Linked DNA regions of Homo sapiens: region 2 is linked to region 1. Evidence: chromatin loops called from intact Hi-C (ENCODE). Cell type or tissue: K562. All regions are shown on one strand. Links, peaks and the distances in the headings refer to the core of each region. The heading gives the core; the rest is flanking DNA. Region 1 overlaps COMMD1 (copper metabolism domain containing 1). Region 2 has its middle 140 kb from the start of MIR5192.

Region 1 (5,000 bases), core at 1-5,000:
ATTTTCAAAGGCAATGAGGTAGATGATAGTATTATAGTGCTCTTCACTCTCAACTTACAGAAAAGGAAACTGAAGCTTCAAGCAGTCAACTGATTTTTCTGAAAGCACCATGAGATAAGTGCAGGGCCAAAGCCTCAACAGTTAAGCCAGGTTTCCCTCTGATTAGCTGTCACAAGTGACTACACAGAGAAGTAGACTCGGTATCACTACCACTGAAAAAAATGTAAACTGGTACATTCTGTCAACAATGATACAGAGATGCCAGTCCCTAATGAGTAGCTACAATGCTTCAGTTGCTGGCCTTCAGAGATCCTGAGACATCAAACAATGATTTGAAGAGTATTACCACAAATTTTTTACTTAAAGTTTAGATGACTGAGTGAGGAATATGTAAGTGTTCTCAGAACTTAGAAGGCCAACTAGCTCAGTTTAACAGTGAATAGAAAAACTGAGAGATAAGATTGAGAAGGCAGTCTGGAGCCAGATTAAAGTACATCAAGTTTAGACATTGTTATATATACGTAATGAGGGGCCACTAAAGGCTAGGTAACTGGGAAATCATGATGCAACGTGTGGTTTAGAACGCTGAATCTGGCCAGTGTGGTGTCACACGCCTGCAGTCCCAGCTACTCCAGAGGCTGAGGCAGGAGTATTGTTCAAGCCCTGGAGGTTGACAATGACCAGCCTGGAAAACACAGCAAAACCCTGTCTCTCTTTTAAAAATGTTTTTAATGAAAAAAAAATTTTAAGCTGAATCTGATAACAGTAAGTAGTTGGACTGAAGTGAAAAATTTTCAGAGGGCTAGGGCAATGGAGCCTAGGAGAGGACAGCAGCAGTTAATAACTTAGTCCCCAGGGTAAGCCTCCCCTTGCCTCTTCTTTGCTATGCCCCTATCTGCTAGTGGCCATGGGGACTGGCATAAGCTCCAAACCAGACAGATCACAATATCCTCCTTTCTCTGGGCGCACTGACTGGTCCCAATTTAGGGCAGGAGAAATGATCTTGTCTTTTTGGGTCATAGTATAAGAAGGACATGAGGCTGGAGTTACAGACAGCATTTTCTTGGACCTTTTGGCAAAAGCATGTCTGCAAGAAAATAGAATGAAGTGAGAGTGGATTTTAATGGGGTGATATCCCTGTTTTATAGTTCCCAAGACCCTAGTTCCTGCAGGCCTTCCTGCAATTCTATAATGCTATCTCAGCATCCTTCCTACAGACAACCCAAAATTCCATCAACTATTCAATTTAAGCTGTATTCCTATCATTTGGAACCAAGAGTCTTGACTAAAAGAGGGTGGTGGCAGTGGGAACAGAAGAATGTAAAGGTAACAACACCAAGTAGAACACAGGCAGAGCAAGTGAGACTGGAGCTGAAAGAAAAACAAGCTGTCTTTCATTTCTTCATTAATATAAAAAATTATATGGTAAATATTACAACTTTCTGGTACATTAAAGATATTTCACATTACAATTCAATAAACATTTACTGAATATCTGCCTATTTACCAGATAGCAGGACCCCAAACCTCTGGCTATGCCAATCAATACAAATACAGGCTGGGCGTGGTGGCTCACACCTGTAATCCAGCACTTTGGGAGGCTGAGGTGGGCAGGTCATCTGAGGTCAGGAGTTCATGACCAGACTGACCAACATGGAGAAATCCCATCTCCACTAACAATACAAAAATTAGCCGGGGGTGGTGGCAGGTGCCTGTAATCCCACCTACTCGAGAGGCCGATGCAGGAGAATCGCTTGAACCCGGGAGGCGAAGGTTGCAGTGAGCCAAGATTGCGCCACTGCACTTCAGCCTGGGTGACAGAGCGAGACTCCGCCAAGAAAGAAAGAAAGAAGGAAAGAAGGAAGGAAGGAAGGAAGGAATTATTTTGTATAATATACTATAATTAAGTCAAATTATTTCCACTGACACCTTGCTTCACAATATTATGTCACAACTCAGGTAATTTGTATCATTCTTCTTCTCAAATAATATCAAGAGATATCCATTCTGATATAATTTCATCTGTGACAAAAGTTATTTTGGTTGGGTTCCAGTCAATAATATCTTGAACTAGGGTCAATTCATCCAAATTTAGAACAATCAAAAATTAAATGAGAAATTGATTTTGGTTTAGGTTCAAAGTCATCAATTTTCACTTAAGAAATATTTGAATAGCTACCATAAAACAGATACTGTTCACAGCACACTACTTCCATCTACTGGCAGCCTAGGCTGACAGCCTGGTACTCATCCTTTATTCTTCTCTCTCTTCCACATCTTGAATCAGTGGTTTTCAACACTGGCTGCACATTAGAATCCTGAAGTACAATTTTAAAATATCAGCGCCCAGCTATTATCCCAGAAATTCTGATTTCCAGGAATTATGGAGTAAAGCCTAGGCACTGGTATTGTTAAAAAGCTTCCAAAGTGATTCTGGCAGGCAACAAAGTGTTAAAAACAAATGCCTCTGGCAGTAAAATGAGTTCGAAAAGAAAAAGAAAAACAAATGCCTGTAACTTTCAGTTGTCAAGTTCTACTGATTGTTACATCTGAAATAATTCTCTAATAATATGTCCCCTCTGATCTGTCCCTACTAGCTGGTAGAAGCCCTCACTATCTTGAACCTAAACTAAGTGTGGACTCCCTCAAGTCTATCTTCTATACCACTATCAAAGTGATCTATCTATAATATAAATATAGGATGCTGGCACTTGCTTGTTTAAAGTTATCCCATGGCTGACTATTACTTGCTTCAGTGGTGGTCAGGCAGGATGGTGTGAAGCACTCTCCTATGAGGTATAAGGTAAGTTGTACATAATATAGTTAGCAGTAGTAGTAGTACAAGTATTAATGTTTGTAAAGATTTTTATAAGTATAAATCAGAGGGTTTTCAAAGTATCCTTATATTAAACAATTACCTCCCTCATTTTAATTGTTTACTTGAATGGAAGAAAAAAAGAAAATTAAAAACACAGGAACTCTGCATAGAACTATATTATGCATGTATTACTATCTGTTAAATGTGTCGCAGAGGAATAAAAATTTGAAAACTGATAAACCAAAACAGTGGTTCTCAACCAGGTAGTATTGCCCTCCCAAAGGCACCTGAGAAATGGTGGAGGCTACATTTGGTTTCACAGTGATTGGAGGGAGTGCTGTTCGCATTAAGTGAGCATGAGCTAGGGATGTTCGGCATCCTTCAATACCCAAGAAACGGGAGTTGGCAAGTTTTCTGTAAAAGTTGTAACCCTCTGCTGCATATTCTTCCCTTTTTCGTACAACTCTTTAAAAATGTAAAAACCATTTTTAGCTCATGGGCTATATAAATACAGGCAGTGTGACCACCTGTGGGCTGATGTTTGCAGACCCCTGACCAAGAACATCCCACAGGACAAAAAGACCTGTGTCTCACATGACTTTGCAATGTCCCATCTGACATTGTGTGGAAAAACCTGTTTATAATTACTTCAGCCTAAAAATTAAGTATTTTGTTTTACATAAAAAAGTATTTTTTCACGGTTTTAATAAACACCAAGTTTTCCAGGAATGCAATTAATACAACTTGTACTTTGACTTGGTCAGAACTTTACAAATAGGATGTTAAGTATTTTGAAAAATCTCATTACCAGTGACAATACCATTTAAAATATCTTACCTACCAATACAACACATTTTATATACCTGCATTTGTTGCTGTGCATTCACAGTAATACCATGTATAGGTACAAGCATCTGATTAATTCATTATGTGTTCTAATGATATAATGCTTAAGCATTTATATTTTAAAATATATATTTCAAATCATGTTTAGATTTCTTATACTTTTCCTTTGTACTACATTTATGACATCATATTAGAAATTATGTTTTAATTTTATTATATGTGAATTATAAGAATTCCTTTTAAGGATCATAAAGGAGCATTAGAAAATATTTACTACAAAAAAAGAAACACTGGGCTGGATATGTTTGAGAATCACTGAGCATGAAGTTCAAACTCAACACAACAGGCCCTGCTTATCTTTTAGTGTCTTACAACTTCCTGCCTCCCGCACTTGACACTCAAACAGCACTAACCTGTTTGTAATTCCCCAACTAGCAATCCCAATATGATGCTTCTTCTATGTGTCTCTGTTCGTGCTATTCTAAATGTTCTGAAATGTCTTATCATCACCTTCAACAGATTAATTTCTATTCACCATTCAAGACTCAGTTCAAGTATGGCTTCCCCAATACTCCTCCTCTCCTAGTAAGGTAAGTGCCCCTTTCTCTTCCAAAAATGCCCTAATATCTCTATCCCTGCACTTACCTCAATGAAATGAAATTATGTCAAAAAGTCTATTTGACCCAACAGAGTCTAAACTTTGAGAGCAGGGTCTATGTATCTCTGCAAATACATCATCTAACACCTTGAAGTAGAATTCATATTCCAACAAGCATTCATACTGTATCAATAACATTTCAAATAAAAAATTCTAAATGTTGCAGATCAACATTAAGTCCAGAATTCTTTAAAGCTACCAACTTCTTGCTTTATAAAATTCTCTCACACACATTCACAAACCATAAACTTCTTTAAGATAAGAGTAGAAAATAATTCAGGGTGCTGATTTCTGTTTGCCTAATCTAGCCTAGCAAATTAGCAAGGGGCTCAGAGCCAAAACAAATTTAAAAATTAGGCTACGATACTAAAGAAAAAAAAGAATTTGAATGAAAAATGAAAATGTAATTCATCACTTTTTTTTTTCTTTTGAGACAGGATCTTCCTCTCTCACCCAGCTGGAGTGCAGTGGCACAATCACGGCTCACTACAGCCTTGTCCTCCTGGGCTCAAGCAATCCTTCCACCTCAGTCTTCTGAGTAGCTGGGACTACAAGCATGCACCACCATGCCTGGCATTATGTGTGTGTGTGTGTGTGTGTGTGTGTGTGTGTGTGTATATATATATATTTTTTTTTTTTTTTGTAAAGACAGAGTGATATGGTTTGGCTTTGTGTCCC
Region 2 (17,756 bases), core at 7,155-12,154, 350 kb before region 1:
TTGTACTGCTTTTTATAGAAACATACCAGTTAGGGAGTTTAATTTACCTCTCTTTTAGGCCATGGTCATAAGGTAGACCCAAATAACATATTTTTTCAATAGAGCTCCTTTTTATATATCAAATTTATAATCTAAAGACTAAAAACTTATTTTATTGTGAGGTATCTATGGAACGTTTTCAAAATTAATTGACTGCACAGTAATTATGTCACAAAAACTTCAATAAATCCCAAAAGTAGTTACATTGCAAAAGGAATAAAGACACCTCTCTCTCCCTCTCCCTACTCTCTGTCTCTCTCTTTTTCTCTAGGGTCTTACTCTTTCACCCAGGCTGGAGTGCATTGGTGATGATAGCTCACTACAACCTCAAAGTCCCAGGCTGAAGTGATCCTCCCACCTCAGCCTCTTCAGTAGCCGAGACTACAGGTGTGTGCCGGCATACGCACCTCGATAATTTTTTTATTTTTAGTAAAGGTGAGGTCTAACTGTGTTGCCTAGGCTGGTCTCAAACTCCTGAGCTTGAGTGATCCCCCTGCCTTGGCCTCCCAAAGTACTGGGATTACAGGCATGAGCCATCATGCCTGGCCTGAGACACCATTCTCTAATCATGATGTAATAAAACAAAAATTATTACAGAACCAGAAAACAAACAAACTTTACCACTTAGACTTTTTTTTTTTTCCTTTTTGAGACAGAGTCTCGCTCTGTCACCCAGGCTGGAGTGCAATGGCGGGACCTCGGCTCACTGCAACCTCCACCTCCCAGGTTCAAGCGATTCTCCTATCTCAAGCCTCCTGAGTAGCTGGGATTACACGCGCCTGCCACCACACCTGGCTAATTTTTTGTATTTTTAGTAGAGACAGGGTTTCACCATGTTAGCCAGGATGGTCTCAATCTCCTGTCCTCGTGATCCGCCCGCCTCAGTCTCCCAAAGTGCTAGGATTACAGGTGTAAGCCACAGTGCCTGGCCTACCACTTGGACTTTTATAACTCTCCCTGACTTAACACTAGGTCCAAAAAGGAAAAAGAAGGAGGAAGAGAAAAAGAAGAAAGTATAAAATATCTCAGTGAAGGAGATCAGATATGGTACCTCAAAATATATAACTTTGGTATAAGGATTATTTTTGAGCTGAAGCAGCAGACACAGGAAGAGCCCTCTGCCTTCCTCCTATCTGACTACAAGCAGGACATACATTTCCTTTCTGCAAAGAAAATTCCCATTTGTAAAGGTCCCCCCACCCATACCAGGAAGAGGAGAATGGAAAATTAATGTTATCTCTAGAGATAGCACTAAATGAGTCTGCATAAACAACCCTTATCTGCCATTAGTTTCCCCCAGAATTTTTCTCATCACCTTCCTACAATTTAACCCCTTAGAAGCCCAAGGCTTCTTTTTCTTTTCTAGTCATTTCTCCATAGTTTATCACTTTATGTTAAAATGGTATATATGCCTTCAAATCCAATCATCTCTTTGGATTTTTCACTTGTTTTCTGTGAAGCCTGGTGCATGTACAATTATTAACATGATAAAGTTGTATGCCTTGGCTGGGCGCAGTTGCTCACACCTGTAATCCTAGCACTTTGGGAGGCTGAGGCGGGTGGATCACAAGGTCAGGAGATCGAGACCATCCTGGCTGACACAGTGAAACCCTGTCTCTACTAAAAATACAAAAAAATTAGCCGGGCGTAGTGGCAGGTGCCTGTAGTCCCAGCTACTCGGGAGGCTGAGACAGGAGAATGGCGTGAACCCGGGAGGTGGAGCTTGCAGTGAGCCGAGATCGTGCCACCGCACTCCAGCCTGGGTGACTGAGCGAGACTCCATCTCAAAAAAAAAAAAAAAAAATGGTTGTGTGCTTTTTCTCCTGTGAATGTGACTCTTGACAGGTTGCCAGGTACTAAAACTGAGGAAAAGCTTTTTTCTCCCCTAAGTAGACAATAATGTTAGTAAAAACCGTATATATCAGAGCCCATAGACTATAGCTAAAACAGTTCGTAGAGAAGAAAAACTATGTTAAAAATACGTTTTTTTCTTTGAGATGGAGTCTCACTCTGTCGCCCAGGCTGGAGTGCAGTGGCATGATCTCAGCTCACTGCAACCTCTGCCTCCTGGGTTTAAGTGATTCTCCTTCCTCAGCCTCCCAAGTAGCTGGGACTACAGGCATGTGCCACCACACCCTGCTAATTTTTTTGTATTTTTAGTAGAGATGGGGTTTCACCATGTTAGCCAGGATGGTCTTGATCTCCTGACCTCATGATTCGCCCACCTCAGCCTCCCAAGGTGCTGGGATTACAGGCATGAGCTGCCACACCCGGCTGTTAAAAATAATTTTAATCAAAATAATAAAATTCATTTAACAAAAAAACTCAAGAAAGTTATAGGGGGAAGGGAAGAAAATCGTTCCTAAGGAAAGCAAGAGGAAGAAATTAATAAAGGATAAACAAATGAATTACAAAACATAAAAATTAGCACTAATAAATAAATCTATGAGTTAGTTCTTCAAAAAGGCCAAGAAAGGAAGAAAGAAAACAAGAAAAAGAAACAACATCCCAAAAGAAAACCAAATAAAAGATATAAACAATTCATAGAAAATAACATACAGAGGGCTCTTAAACATATACAAGGATGCATAACCTTATTCATCAAAAGAGACAATGCAACTTAAAAAATAATAAACAAGCATATGAAAAGCCGCCGAACATCACTAGCCATCAGGGAAATGCCAGTCACAACCATTGAGGGCCCTTGCCAGCCAACGAGAGCAAATCCAGCATCTTACCTCTCACCTCTGCTGCGCTAACTCTTCCCTTCAGGCCCAGCCATACCTGGCTTCAGATGGCAGCAGTGATGATAGGTGGGAGGACTTGGACTCTTGGGACATGGACTCATTCTCTGTGGAGTGTGGAGGGCACTGGCACTACAAGGTAGGGGACCACTGGGAAGGAGAAGATGGAGACATCAAGGATAACTGGGATGATGATGATGTGTCGGGCAGGGAAGGAAGGAAGCAGAAGCAAAACCAGAAGTAAAAATTTCAGGCCAGGCATGGTAGCTCGTGCCTGTAATCCTAGCACGTTGGGAGGCCAAGGCGGGAGGATTGCTTGAGCCCAGGAGTTCAAGACCATCCTAGACAACATGGCAAAATCCTGTCTCTACAAAAATACAAATATTAGCCGGGTGTGGTGGTGCACACCTATGGTCCCAGCTACTCGGGAGGCTGAGATGGAAGGATTGATCACTTGAGCCCAGGAGGATCACTTGAGCCTAGGAGGTCAAGGCTGCAGTGAGCCGAGATGGTGCCACTGCACTCTGGCCTGGGCGACAGAGTAAGACCCTGTCTCAAAAAAAAAAGAAGTAAAATTTTCAGAAAAGAAAAAAATGACAGAGAAGATACTCTAACCTTAATAAAGTCATCGCCCAGTGCGCATGGCAAGTCAGTATGCCGACACACCAGGTTGCAGCAGAGGAAGAGGTTTAATCATAGGACAGCCAAATGGGATCTCAAATCTCCCTGAGGAGTTTGGGGCTAGGGTTTTTAAGGATTTTGGAGTGGGCCCAAGTGTGGAGATTGTTTGGCTGAATGCAGGGTGAAGTGATGAGACACGGAGGTAAGGAGAGTGTATTATTGTGCTGATTCAGTTCCTCCGTGGGGGTCTTTAAATTGGTTGGCATCATTGTTTTGCTGGAATTCAGAATCTGCTAAAGCAGTTTTTAAACAAAAGTCTTAACCTCTGAAAAGGAACATTGGGGATGTAAATGGTAAGCGTCTAGTGCTACATAAGTGACTTAAGGTTACAAAGAAGTGAGTCAAAGCACAGCCTGATTAATGCTTAATTTTTTTTTTTTTTTGAGACTGAGTTTCAATCTTGTTGCCCAGGCTAGAGTGCAATGGTACAGTCTCGGCTCACTGCAACCTCCACCTCCCAGGTTCAAATGATTCTCCTGTCTCATCCTCCCAAGCAGCTGGGATTACAGGTGCCCGCCATCGCACCCGGCTAATTTTTGTATTTTTTTAGTGCAGACAGGGTTTCACTATGTTGGCCAGGCTGGTCTCGAACTCCTGACCTCAGGTGATCCACTTGCCTTAGCTTCACCAAAGTGCTGGGATTACAGACATGAACCACCACACCCGATAATGCTTAATTATAACTATATTTCTGGCCAAAATTCTTGTTAACCCTGTAAGGATGGCTTCAATAAAAGACAAAGAACGGCAACAGAAGAAAAGATAATAAGAAATCAAGAAGAAGTTAGAAGAACGTGAAAAACCTAAAGTGCTAACACCAGAAAAAACAGCAGATAAATCGCAACTAAAGAAATCACAGAAGAAGTCAGATCTCGAATTAGCAAAATAAACCTTTGGTGTTAATAACACAGTTTATGAAATAGATAGCTACGAACCTCTTTAAGAGATAACTTCAGAGTTTGGAAAGTTACTAAAGACAAAAATTACACAGTATGAAAAGTAACTATATTACACCAGTTTTTTCAAGCCTCAGTTTGGGATGAGTGTATTTCATCAGAAATTGATGACTTGCAGTGAAAAACAGAAGCAAGAAAAGCAAAGCCAAAAAGAAGAAAGGTGTGTTTCCCAGAGGGAGATTAAAGGCTACCATGAGAGACAATCTGTGTGGTGGTTATGGTGGAGGATAGATAGTATAAGACTTCATGTGACATTTTACCTTAAATAACAAAACCCAGAAAAACCACAATGAGATCTCATTTCGTGCCCACTAGAATAGCTATTATTGGGGCTCAGAACACAATATCTCCAATTATGGTGCTTTAGCATTGTAGGGGCCAAGGGGAACCCATTGGCCCTTTGAAGGTTTCCCTTGGCCCTCTGAAGATTCACCAAAAAATCACTGATATGAGGCAGATTAATAGGAGAAAAGGCATGCACATTTATTTAACATGTCTACATGGGAGCTGTTAGCATGAAGACCCAAAGATACAAGGACAATTATAATTTTTATGCTTAGATTTAAAAAAGTATGGACAGCTGTATAGAAATATGATTGGACAAGAAGGTATGATCTAAATAAGTGGGAAAACCCATCAAGGCCTCTCTGTCTAGATTTTTCTTGGCCTCTGACCACTTATTCCTTCCTTCTGAGTATGAGACAGAGTCCTGTCTGGAAAGGGACTCTTATGACCTACAGTCAAACAAGGTAGGTCAGGGTAATTTCTTATTTTATTTTAATTTTTAAAATAGAGATGGGGTCTTGTTATGTTGCCCAGGCTGGTCTTGAACTCCTGGCCTCAAGGAATCCTCCTACCTCAGCCTCCTAAACTGCTTGGATTATAGGTGTTAGCCACCACACCTGGCCCAGATAATTTCTTTATGTCCAGTTTTTACATGGAAAGGTGGAGGAAATTAGAGTAATATTTAGATAATTTACATATTATCTAATTATTTTGGTGATAATTGGAGTAAATTAGAGTAATATTTTTAGGTTTTATGACTAGCTCTGGGGAAAAAGGGTTCTGGTTTCGATGACCTGCCTTGGGGAAGAGAGATTCTAGTTTCTATGGCTGGCCTCTGGGGAGAATGGGACTGAGAGACAGGAGAGCATGAGAAGGTCAGAGGAAACTTTTTGTTTCTGAGGCTGCTGCTGATACAGGAGTTAAGAAGAAATTACTTAGGTAGATAGTGAGGGTACAGGAGACCACAGTAAGGTTTTCCTTTTAATGAAAAGCAGCCCCCAAATCATTCTCTTTTCTAACGAAGAGCAACCTGTAAAATCGAGCTGCAGACATAGACAAGCTGGAAGCTTGTACAGGTGAATGCTAGCAGTCGTGCTAATAGGAAAAGGCTACCTGGGACTAGCCATGTTCAAAATGGCGGCTTCTCTTTGCCAAACCATGTGTACAGTAAGGAAAAGACAATATGGCACCAGCCAGGGAAAGACTTCATTTGCATAATAAAATAAGGGTGGGGTGACCAGCCTTCCCCTCAAGCTATGCAAACGTCACACCTGGTCCAACCAATCTGTGGGCCCTACGTAAATCAGACACCACCTCCTCAAGCCTGCCTATAAAATCTGGCTTAGTCCCCCATGGGCCGACTTTTCCCTTTCGGATGTCCCCTCTTCCTCACAAGAGAAAGAGCTGCTCTCCCTTCTCTTTCTTTTGCCTGTTAAACCTCTGCTCCTAAACTCACTCTTCGTGTGTGTCTGTGTCCTTTATCTTCTTGACGCCAGACGACAGACCCTAGGTATTTACCCCAGACAACAATGCCCCTTCACTGCTAAGGTCTTCTTCTTGGGGTATTGTTTTCTGAGTCTCAACAGCATGGCAAGTACTTTGAACTAAAAGAGCTTGGAAGGATCTCAGAAGCAAGATCTCTCTGACCTTCTCCCGTCCTCCTGTCTCCCACCCTTCTTTCTCCTCATAGAAATAAGAATTCTTCTAAGGTGAGTCATAGAAACCAGAGACCCTCTCTCCAAAAGCAAGCCATAAAACCTAGAAAGGTCACTCTCTCCCTTCTCCCGTGAAGGCCCTTATTTCAGGGGAGTCTTGTCCCGCACCTGGGAAGGGTAGAGTGATGCTCCACAGAGAGGCCAAGATGAATCTGGACAGGCCTTGCTGGGTTTTCCCCCTCAGTCTATTCCTATTCACTTGTACCTCTTTGTCCAATCACATTTCTATAAGGCAGTCCCTTCTTAATCAAACCTAAGCAAAAAATAAACGGTTTTCCCTAAGTTGTTGGGCCTTCATTTCTGAAGGCTCCTGTGTCACATAAAACTTTGATTAAATAAATTTGTTATGCTTTTCTCTTGTTAACCTGTCTTTTGTTATCAGAGTGTTGGCCATGTGCCTTATGATGGGTGAGGAAAAGTATCACACCTTTCTGCCCCTACACTGTAATAAAAAATGTTTAAAAACCCAAGTGTTGGCAAAAAATATGGAGAAATTGCAACCCTCATATTGCTGGTGGAAATGTAAAATGGTGCAGCTGCTTTGGAAAATAGTTCGGCAGTTCCTCAAAAGATTAAACATAGAGTTACTATTGGATCTATCAATTCCACTCCTAGGTCCATGGCCAAAAGAATTGAAAACATATGTTCACACAAAAATTTTTACCTGAATGTTTATTAGCAATATTATTCATTATAACGAAAAAGTAGAAACAACCCAAATGTCCACCAACTGATGAATGGATAAACAAAATATGGTATACAATGGAGTATAATTCAGCAATAAAAAGAAATGAAGTATTGATGCATGCTAGAATGGATAGACCTTGACAACATTATGCAAAGTGAAAGAAATCAGTCACAAAAGATGATCACATAATGAATAATTCAATTTATATGAAATGTCCAGAAGAGGCAAATCTATAGAGGCAAGAACAGATTAGCAATTGCCTAGGAATAGGCAATGGGAAAATGGAAAATGACAGTTAATTGGTATGAGGTTTCTTTTGAGGGTAATGAAAATGTTCTACAATTGGCCGGGCGCAGTGGCTCACATCTGTATTCCCAGCACTTTGGGAGGCCAAGGCAGGCAGATCATGAGGTCAGCAGTTTGAGACCAGCCTGGCCAACATGGTGAAACCCTGTCTCTACTAAAAATACAAAAATCAGCCAGGCGTGGTGGCGGGCACCTGTAATCCCAGCTACTCCGGAGACTGAGGCAGGAGAATGGCATGAACTCGGGAGGCACATGTTGCAGACTCTGTCTAAAAAAAAAAAAAAAAAAAAGAAAGAAAGACACAAAAGAAAAAAGTTCTACAATTAATCCTAGTGATGGTCGCATAAATTTACCAAGAATATACCAAAAACCATTGAATTGTACACTCTAAATGAGTTAATTGTATAATATGTGAATCATATGTCAAGCTGTCATTAAAAAAAAAAAAACTCCAAAGCCCAAAGCTATATAGCACCTTTTTTTTTTTTTTTTTTTGAGGCAGAATCTTGCTCTGTTGCCAGGCCGGAGTGCAGTAGTGCGATCTAGGCTCACTGCAACCTCCCCCTCCCAGGTTCAAGCGATTCTCCTGCCTCAGCCTCCCGAGTAGCTGGAACTACAGGAGCGTACCACCATACTCGACTAATTTTTTTTGTGTTTTTAGTAGAGACAAGGTTTCAGCATGTTGGCCAGGCTGGTCTCGAACTCCTGACCTCGTGATCTGCCTGCCTAGGCCTCCCAAAGTGCTGGGATTACAGGCATGAGCCACCATGCCCGGCCGAGATAGCACCTTTTTAATGGTTAGGAAATCCCACCACCCTTATGTTCAGAGAAAAGGCTAACTACAAAGGACCACCTCACCTGACATGTCCAAGATGAGACTTGCCTCCACTCTTCCTCAATGACACCCTTGTTTTATCAAAATGCAAGTTTGGGCTGGGCACAGTGGCTCATGCCTGTAATCCCACCATTTTGGGAAGTCCGGGTGGGTGGATCACCTCAGGTCAGGAGTTTGAGACCAGCCTGGCCAACATGCTGAAACCCCATCCCTACTAAAAATACGAAAATCAGCTGGGCATGCTGGTGGGCGCCTGTAGTCCCAGCTACTCGGGAGACTGAGGCAAGAGAATCAGTTGAACCCAGGAGGCAGAGGTTGCAGTGAGCCAAGATGGCACCACTACACTCCAGCCTGGGTGAAAGAGCGAGATTCCATCTCAAAAAAAAAAAAAAAAATGCAAGTTTGTTTCCTCTTTTTTGAGACCTTTCTCATTAATGAATGTTCTTCCTATTGCACTACCCAAAGTCAAATGGTCTTCACTAATGGGTATATTTTGTCCCAGATGTTATTTAGAGGGTGCTCTTTGCAAGGATTGGTTAGATTTTGAAAACTAGATAATTAATGGAATTGTCAGTGGTCTCACCTTGGGATCATGGGTCTGAACAAATCGGTGTTGAGTATTGAGTTTTGATAGTGTATGAAGCACGTCATAGCTTCTGGCATGACTGGTCTGGCACAGTCAATCTGTTCTGTGAGTCAGGATATGCTTGGCAAGTTGTGGTTTCTGTTCCAATTCTCAACTGTCAGCATTTAGACTAGTACCTGGTTCATGGTAGGTGCTCAATACGTATTTACTTAAAGAATAATGAATTGGCCAGGTGCGGTGGCTCATGTTTGTAATCCCAGCACTTTGGGAGACTGAGACGGGCAGATCACTTGAGGCCAGGAGTTCGAGACCAGCCTGGCCAACATGGTGAAACCCCATCTCTACTAGAAATACAAAAAATTAGCCGGGCATGGTGGCGGGGGCCTGTAATCCCACCTACTCGAGAGGCTGAGGCAGGAGAATTGCTTGAACCCAGAAGGCGGAGGTTGCAGTGAGCCAAGTTTGCGCCATTGCACTCCAGCCTGGGCAACAAGAGCAAAACTCTGTCTCAAATAAAAAAAAAAAAAATCAATATATAGTTGGCAGCAGACCAAAAATAGTTCACCTTCTTTGTTAGTTACAGTTTGGCAAAATCTATATGAAAATACAGGCACACATACCTTTGACCTAGCAATTCCACTTCTGGGAATTAATTCCACAGAAATTTGCATATTGCAAAGAACCACCTGATAAGGTTACTCACTGCAATATTGTTTGCAATCACAAAAGAACAGATGTCTTAGAAATCTCCATTAGTAACAGCCTGCTTAATTCAGCCGTGGTGCACACATACAATGGAATAAGATGCAGGTGTAAAAAGAATGAGCAAGTTCTCATGATACAGAAGATCTCCAAGATATATTCACTCAGTTTCAACCATAACTGCTTTGTTCCTCAGAGCAAGTTCCTTCCGCTCCACGTGGAGGGTTTGAAGGCTTTGAAGGTTCAAATCCAGATATCTGGATTCAAAGCAGAAGAAACCTGGCTCACTCTCTCACTTTCTTCAGGCCTTGGCAAATCTTTCACTGACCACTATAGGAGAATAAAAATAATTTTTTCTTCAACCCTCATAGGTTTTTGATTGGAAAAGACCCTTGTAGCAAAAGATGAGATAAAAACAAACTGAAGTTTAACATGTATATTTAATGTATACATGGAACACACCCAGAGAATGAGTAGTTCTCAAAAAGGTGGCTTTGAATTCTAGCTTATGTGGCATTGTCAACAAAGAACAATGAATATTTAGAGAAGTGACAAGGCAAAGGAAAAGGATTTTGAGTCTCTAGGGGCAGCAACTTGTGAGAAAGCCAATAAATGGCAGAAACAGCCTGGCTAGTAAGGCCTGTTCATGTGGCTTCCTCTGGTGACATCTCCAGGCTGATAAGGGTCCAAAGTTAGACCTTCAGTGCTAATCTTTGTTTTCCCTGGAAGAAGGGTAGCAGGGTAGGATATCTTTTGCCTTTGTAAATCTATGTCCTGCTTTTAGGCAAATAGAAGGAGGGCAGAGAGCTTTCCTGTATCTGCTTCTTCTTAATTGTCTTTAGCTCAAAAATCCTTCATATTTTGGGGTGGCATATTCTGGTCTTCCACACCACCCTATCATAAAATATCCACATCCCATTCACCACCACCCTCGCCACACACACATGCATACATGCACACACATCTATCCCCTTACCCTGTTTTGCTCCATAGCACTTACCACTTATCACTATATATCACTTGTTTATTTATATCCCACAAAAATGTAAGTGTGGCCAGCTCAGTGGCTCACTTGTAATGCTAGCACTTTGGGAGGGCAAGAAGGGAGGATTGCTTGAGCCCAGGAGTTTGAGACCAGCCTGGGCAACATGGTGAGACCCCGTCTCTACAGAAAATTTAAAAACTGGCTGGGGGTAGTGGTGGGTGCCTGTAGTCCCACCTACTTGGAAGGCTGAGGCAGAAGGATCACTTGAGCCCAGGAGGCCGAGGCTGAAGCAAGCAGTGTTCACATCACTGCACTCCAGCCTGGGTGACAGAGCAAGACCTTGTCTTGGAAAAAAAAAAAATTTTTTTAAATGTAAGCTCCAGGAGGGCAAGAAATGTATTTGTTTTGTTCACTACCAAATTCCAAATGCCTAAAAGAGTGCTTGACACATAGTAGGTGCTCGGTAAGTGTTTCCTGAACAAATGAAAACAGTAAATGAAAAAAGCCAGAGGCATTTGAGCCCAGCCTCAAAATACTGGGCTGACTATCCTTATAAATGCTTCTATGTGAATGAAATGTCTTTAAAAGGTTACAGAAGAAATAGGTCATGCTGGTTGCCTGTCAGAAGGTGAACTTGGTGGCTGGGAGACAGAATAGAAGGGAGGCTTTTCATTATACAGTATTCTATTTGTAGATTATTATGCAAAAAATATAACTTAAAAGTAAAAAGGAAAGCTTCTGTATCATTCCTTTTTCATATCTCCATAGTATGCTGTCCTGTGGATGTACTAGAAGTCATTTCATCAATCCTATTTTAATGGGCAAGTTAGTTATTTCCAAACTTTTGCTATTGCAAATAAAGTAGTCTGGATATTTACTTTTCACGTTATAATAAATAGGACACTGAGGTCTTTTTATAACCCCTTAACTTTGGTTATAAATCTTTGCAGTTGAAAATGTAACCAACATCCCCAAGTAAACAAAAGTTTACTGCAGTTAAGTCCATTTGCATTTGCTGGCTGGGAGTGGGGCAGCCTCAGGAAGCAGAGGCTCCTGGGAAAGGGATAATTTAATTAGCATTCTTGCAATCTCATTGGTAAACTCACCCAATCCCTAAGCCTGTATCCTGATAATTTATCAGGATAGGGCTGTCTTACAAAGGAGGGCAAAAAAACAAAAGAACAAACTTCTAACCAAGATGTGGCTCACGCCTGTAATCCCAGCACTTTGGGAGACCAAGGCAGGTGGATCACTTGAGCCCAGGAGTTCAAGACCAGCCTGAGCAACATAGCGAAACCCCATCTCTACTAAAATACAAAAAATGAGCCAGGCATGGTGGCACACACCTGTAGTCCCAGATACCCAGGAGGCTGAGAAGGGAAAATCACCTAAGCCCAGAAAGTTGAGGCTGCAGTGAGCTGTGATTGCACCACTGCAATCTAGCCTGGGCAAGGGGAGTGAGACCCTGTCTCAAAGACAAACAAACAAACAAAAAGTGAAGACAGTTCAGTATTCCTAATTCATACAATGGGAAACATCTGAACTAAAGATTGAGAATCCTGGGTCTGCTACCGAGAAGCAGGGTGACCTTGAGGAAATCACTTCTCTCCTCTGGGCCTCCATCACCAGGTCTGTGGAATGCAGCCTTTGTCTCCCTCCCTCTCACTGGAGACTCAAACACTATGTTGGGTGACTTGAGGCAGCTGCTGAATGGTAGCAGATCTGCCAGGGCTGTCACTTTGTGGTGGTTCTGTAGGTAAATACGGCACTGTGTTGGAAGAGAAAAACAAACAGAGAAGCAGCTGCCTTCTTTTCCAGAAATGACACCAATAGCCTGCAACTACTCAGGTTGATGGGCATGCAGCAGCCCGATGACTCCAGAGATGCGGGGGCAGGGAGCAGAGCATCTGAAACAGGGACATCAGGACCCAGTGACTGCTCTGGTATGACTCAGGGAGGCTGTCAGGGTTGAGCTCTCTGCCAGGGATCCAGAGTGTCCCAGGAGGCCGTCTCTTCTGAAGAATCTGACAAGGCCCAGGCTTCTGGGAATGACTCTGCCCTGTTCTCCTGCCTAACCTGAAAACAGACTCTGGGGAGAAGGAAGCTGATTGACACAGTTTCATTGCCCCCAACACTTGCAAGTGCAAACAGAGGCCACATACCTTCTTATTCTTTGGATCTGTAATCAGATCCTCATTTGGTAAAAAAAAAAATATGAAGTTGCGGCCAGGCCTAACACTTTTGGAGGCTGAGGTGGGTGGATCACCTGAGGTCAGGAGTTCGAGACCAGCCTGACCAACATGGAGAAACCCTCGTCTCTACTAAAAATACAAAAATTAGGTGGCATGGTGGCGGGCGCCTGTAATCCCAGCTACTTGGGAGGCTGAGGCAGGAGAATTGCTTGAACCCAGGAGGGGAGGTTGCAGTGAGCCGAGATCGCACCACTGCACTCCAGCGAGACTCTGTCTCAAAAAAAAAAAAAAAAAGAAGTTGCAGGAATTGCATTCAACCTCTTCAAGTTATGAATTTAATGAGAATAATTTTCTTGCTTATTTTTACAGTTTCATCAGCATTAAAATCTCATTAAAAAAGAATCTGTGGCTGGGCATTGTGACTCGCACCTGTAATCCCAACACTTTAGGAGGCTGTGATGACAGCTCACTGCACTCCAGCCTGGGCAGCAGCAGAATCACTTGAGGCCAGGAGCTGAAGACCAGACTGGGCAACATAGCTGGACCTCATCTCTACAAAAGATAAAAAATTAGCCATGTGAGGTGTATGCATTTGTAGTCTTAGCTTGGGAGGCTGAGGCAGGAGATATGCTTGAGCCCAGGAGTTCCAGGCTGCAGTGAGCTATGATAATGCCACGGTACTCTAGCCTGGGCAATAGAGCAAGACCCTGGCTCAAAAATGGAAGGAAGGAAGGGAGGGAGGGAGGCAGGGAGGGAGGGAGGGAGGGAAGGAGGGAAGGGAAAAGAAAAAGAGTTTGTGAAGTTCTCTTGCTTACAAATTTTATGAGAGACCTCAACAGAAAACTGTTCATTTTCAGTGTTGCCAGTTTTAAAAAATTTAAGCTGATGCGCTTCTGAATACTTTTCCTTTTTTGGCTTTTTTTTTTTTTTGAGCTCCACTGTCATATTTTCTAAATTGATCCCAACTCAACTTGTATTCATTCCTAGTGATCTAAGAGTTTACAAAATAAAGTTGTTTTTCTTCTAAAACATTCAACTTTTTTTTTTTTTTTTGAGACAGTGTCTTGCTCTGTTGCCCAGGCTGGAGTGCAGTGGTATGATCACAGTTCACTGCACTCCATCCTGGGCAACAGTAGCCTCGACCTCCCAAACTTAAGCAATCTTCCCACCTAAGCCTTCCAAGTAGCTGGGACTACAGGTGCTCACTACCATGCCCAGCTAATTTTTTGAGCTCTCTCTGTGGCTCTTTCCCCAGCTCCACCAGGGGTCTCACTATGTTGCCCAGGCTGGTCTCAAACTCCTGGGCTCAAGTGATCCTCTCACCTTAGCCTCCCAAGGTGCTGGGATTACAGGCATGAGCCACCACGCCTGTCCAAATTATTAATATTACAAAGCAAAATACAAAAATTTAGTAAATTTAAAAAATAAAGTTATTTAAGTAAGGCTAAATTTTTTTATACTTGATAATTAAATCTTATTCAATATTATTATAAAAATAAAACTTCAGCCAGGCACAGTGGCTCACGCCTGTAATCCCAAAACTTTGGGAGGCCAAGGCTGGTAGATCATGAGGTCAAGAGATTGAGACCATCCTGGCCAACATGGTGAAACCCCATCTGTACTAAAAATACAAAAATTAGCTGGGTGTGGTGGTGCGTACCTGTAGTTCTAGCTACTCGGGAGGCTGAGGCAGGAGAATCACTTGAACCAGGGAAGCAGAGGTTGTTGCAGTGAGCCAAGATCGTGCCACTGCACTCCAGCCTGGCAACAGAGCGAGACTCCATCTCAAAATTAATAAATAAAACTTCACAATTCTGGGTTTTAATGTCTGCTTAATAAGCAAAGCAAAGAATCTGTATCATGCTTCAAATATCTTACAACTACATGTATATAAATGTAAGACAAATATGAATTCTTTTTTTTTTCCTTTTTTTAAGACAGGATCTAACTCTGTCACTCAGGCTGGAGTACAGTGGTGCGATCATGGCTCTCCACCTCCCAGGCTCAAGCGATTCTCCCACCTCAGGTTCCCAAGTAGCTGGGACCACAGGTGCACACCATCACACCTGGCTAATTTTTTGTATTTTTGGTAGAGACAGGGTTTCACCATGTTGCCCAGGCTGGTCTTGAACTCCTGAGCTCAAGCGATTCACCCACCTTGGCCTCCCAAAGTGCTAGAATTACACATGTGAGCCACTGTGCCTCGCCAAAAAATATCAATTCTTCAGCCTGGCAAAATGTTCCTCAGGCACTGTGGTATATTGTTACATAATGGTCCCCAACACGTCTTACCTCCCTGCATCCAGCCCCTTTGCAATATAATTTCTGCCATGTTTCTCATGGAGACATAGAGTCTATATCCTTCCAACCCCTGGATCTGGGCATCCCTTAAGGCTTCATTTGCTCCATAGACTGAGACAGAAGTAACATGTTGCAACTCCCACAGCTAGGCCTTAATTACATTACACATTTCTGCCATTATGTGAAAATGCCCAGTTCTTTCCTAAAGGAGGAAAGGCTATTTGAAGGAGAACTAGGGCACCCCAGCCAATAGCCAGCGTAAATATCAAGCACATAAACAAAGCCATCTGGGAACATCCAGTGCCAGCTGAGCTGCTGGCTGACTGCAGCTGTATAAGTGACCCCAAAGGAGATCAGCAGAAAAATTGCCCAGCTGAGCCCAACCTAGAATTATGAGCAAATAAATTTTTGTCGTTTTAAGCCACCCAGTTTCGGTGTGGTTTGTTACGCAGGAATAGATAACTGACACAGCCACCACGTGCGACTCCTGTAAACACTAAGCTAATTTGTGAATGCCTCCAGAATCACGGATTAGGACAAATTAAGAAAAAAATAGGCCCTTGGCACTATTGAGAAATAATATTTGGTTATGCCAGGACCTCTTGAATTCATGCTCTCTGAGAGAAGGGACACACATATGAGGCAATTACATTCCTTCTCCCTCCAAAGCAGTGTCTGTCTCCAGTGTCAGCAGGGGCACAACCTGTAGACCTTCGCAGTGTTTGGGCTCAGCAGCCTTTTGTTTTGAGAACATAGGAGGGAAATGTGGAGACTAAGGGTGTTCATCTCACTCATCGGTGCTCACGATTACGGGTCACACTGTGCCAGTGATATGTCCAGCATCCCAGGTGACAAAAGCTCCCATGTGGTCTTCAATAAATTTAATTTTTGTGTTTGTGACATGCAAGGCCCTCCAAAGGGTAGAGGGCCTCTTGCCTGGTCTAAGGGCAATATTGCACTGGCCCCAGATTCCAGGAAATGATGGAGGCCTTGCTTGGGGATTTGTCTATGAACAGTGACTAAGGAAAAGCACTAATGGCTATTCAAACTTGATGTCTATCTCTCTCATTTTTTTTTTCTTTTTTTGAGATGCAGTCTCACTCTGTCATGACCAAGCTGGAGTCCAGTGGCGTGATCTTGGCTCACCACAACCTCTGCCTCCCAGGTTTAAGAGATTCTCCTACCTCACCCTCCTGAGTAGCTGGGATTACAGGCACACGCCACCATGCCCGGCTAATTTTTGTATTTTTAGTAGAGATGGGGTTTCACCATGTTAGTCAGGCTGGTCTCGAACTCCTGACTTCATGATCTGCCCACCTCGGCCTCCCAAAGTGCTGGGATTACAGGTGTGAGACACCACACCCAGCCGATGCCTATCTCTTGACACACCAATCCAGCTTTAGAGAAGATATCCTATAGAAACAAAAGGACTAATAGAGAAGGGTACGTAAAAATGTCTGTCACAAGCATCGCTTAATGTAGCAAAAAGTGAAAAACAACATATACATCATTAACGGGAGATGGTTTCGTGAATTGTGATCTATTCATATTAGCACATGTTATAAAACCATTGAAAAGGTTGTTATATTTATGTTTAGTGACTTGGAGAGATTTCTTTATTGAATATTTACTGAGCATCATCTATGAACCTAGTACTGTTTAAATGCTAGGGATATAGCAGGGAATAAGACAAGGTTTTTTGCTCATGCATTTCACATCTTAGTGGAGGAAGACAGGCCATAAACAAATAAATAAGTATATAGTATCAGCTGGTGAGAAATGCTATGAAGAATAATGGTGGTGGGTTGGGGGATGGAGCCCGGGAGGAAGTGAGGGAAGGAACATTGTGGCCATCAGGAGGACGGGCATTCCAGACTGAGTGCCAAGGCCCTGATTTGGGAATGTGCTTAGTGTGATCTAGTAGCATCAAGGAGGCCAGGGTAGCAGGAGATGGGGATGGGAGGGAAGGTCAGAGAGCAGAGCAGGGATGTTGGGGGGCGGGGGATGTATATGCATGTTGTAGACCACGTAGGGCCTGGCAGCTCCTGGTGAAGACTTTGGTTTTGGTTTTTTTGGTTTTTTACTGATGGGGTCTCACTGTGTTGCTCAGGCTGCATTTGAACTCCTGGACTCAAGCAATCCTCCTGCCTCAGCCTCCCGAGTAACAGACAATGAATGCACTCCCCCCACCTGGCTAAGATAGGTTTTTACTCTGAGTAGAATGGAAACCAGTTAAGATTTCTAAGCTGAGGAGCAACGTGATCTGACAGATTTCAAAGGGTTCCTCTGGCTGCTGTGAGGGGAATGGACTGAAGGGACAAGGGTGGAAGCAGAGAGGGGTGTAGAGGCTGCTGTAGCTAAGTGAGAGAGACAGGATTGGGCTTGCACCAAGTGGAAGCCACGAGGTGGGGGGATGCAGTCTGATTCCAGATGGATTTTGAAGGTGGAGCCTGCAGGACGTCCTGATGGAACTGGATGTGGGGTGTCAGCAAGAAGCCAGACGGCCATTTAATAGTGTTAATGACTAAGGCTAGTTTCAGAGGAAAGAGAGTATAGCCCAATCCCATTTTTGCTCAAATAAACATCAAATAAGACACACTCCCTGTGCACGGATCTTTGTGTATACTAATCCGAGTCTATTAGTTGGCTAGGGCTGCCATCACAAAATACCACAGACTGGGTGGCTTCAGCAACAGAGATTTATTTTCTCAGTTCTGGAGGCCGGAAGTCCAAGATCAAAA

Evidence for each region. Peaks named below come from ENCODE experiments on the same cell type or tissue, not always from the same donor. Only the 100,000 strongest peaks of a DNase experiment are listed, where the experiment ranks them.
Region 2: it touches region 1 in a loop (13-fold over the local background); 5 of 110 quality-filtered maps call a loop at or near these places.

What each region holds. Positions count from the first base shown.
Region 1 is chr2:61,990,842-61,995,841 of GRCh38, reverse strand. All of the region lies in intron 1 of COMMD1 (copper metabolism domain containing 1), which reads right to left. Among named protein-coding and RNA genes, the nearest start is that of COMMD1, 88 kb to the right of the region's middle. In K562, for the core only: a CTCF peak has its summit at 2,219 (motif pointing left); a DNase peak (open chromatin) is centred at 2,231.
Region 2 is chr2:62,335,840-62,353,595 of GRCh38, reverse strand. No RefSeq gene overlaps it. Among named protein-coding and RNA genes, the nearest start is that of MIR5192, 140 kb to the right of the region's middle. In K562, for the core only: a CTCF peak has its summit at 10,176 (motif pointing left); a DNase peak (open chromatin) is centred at 10,195.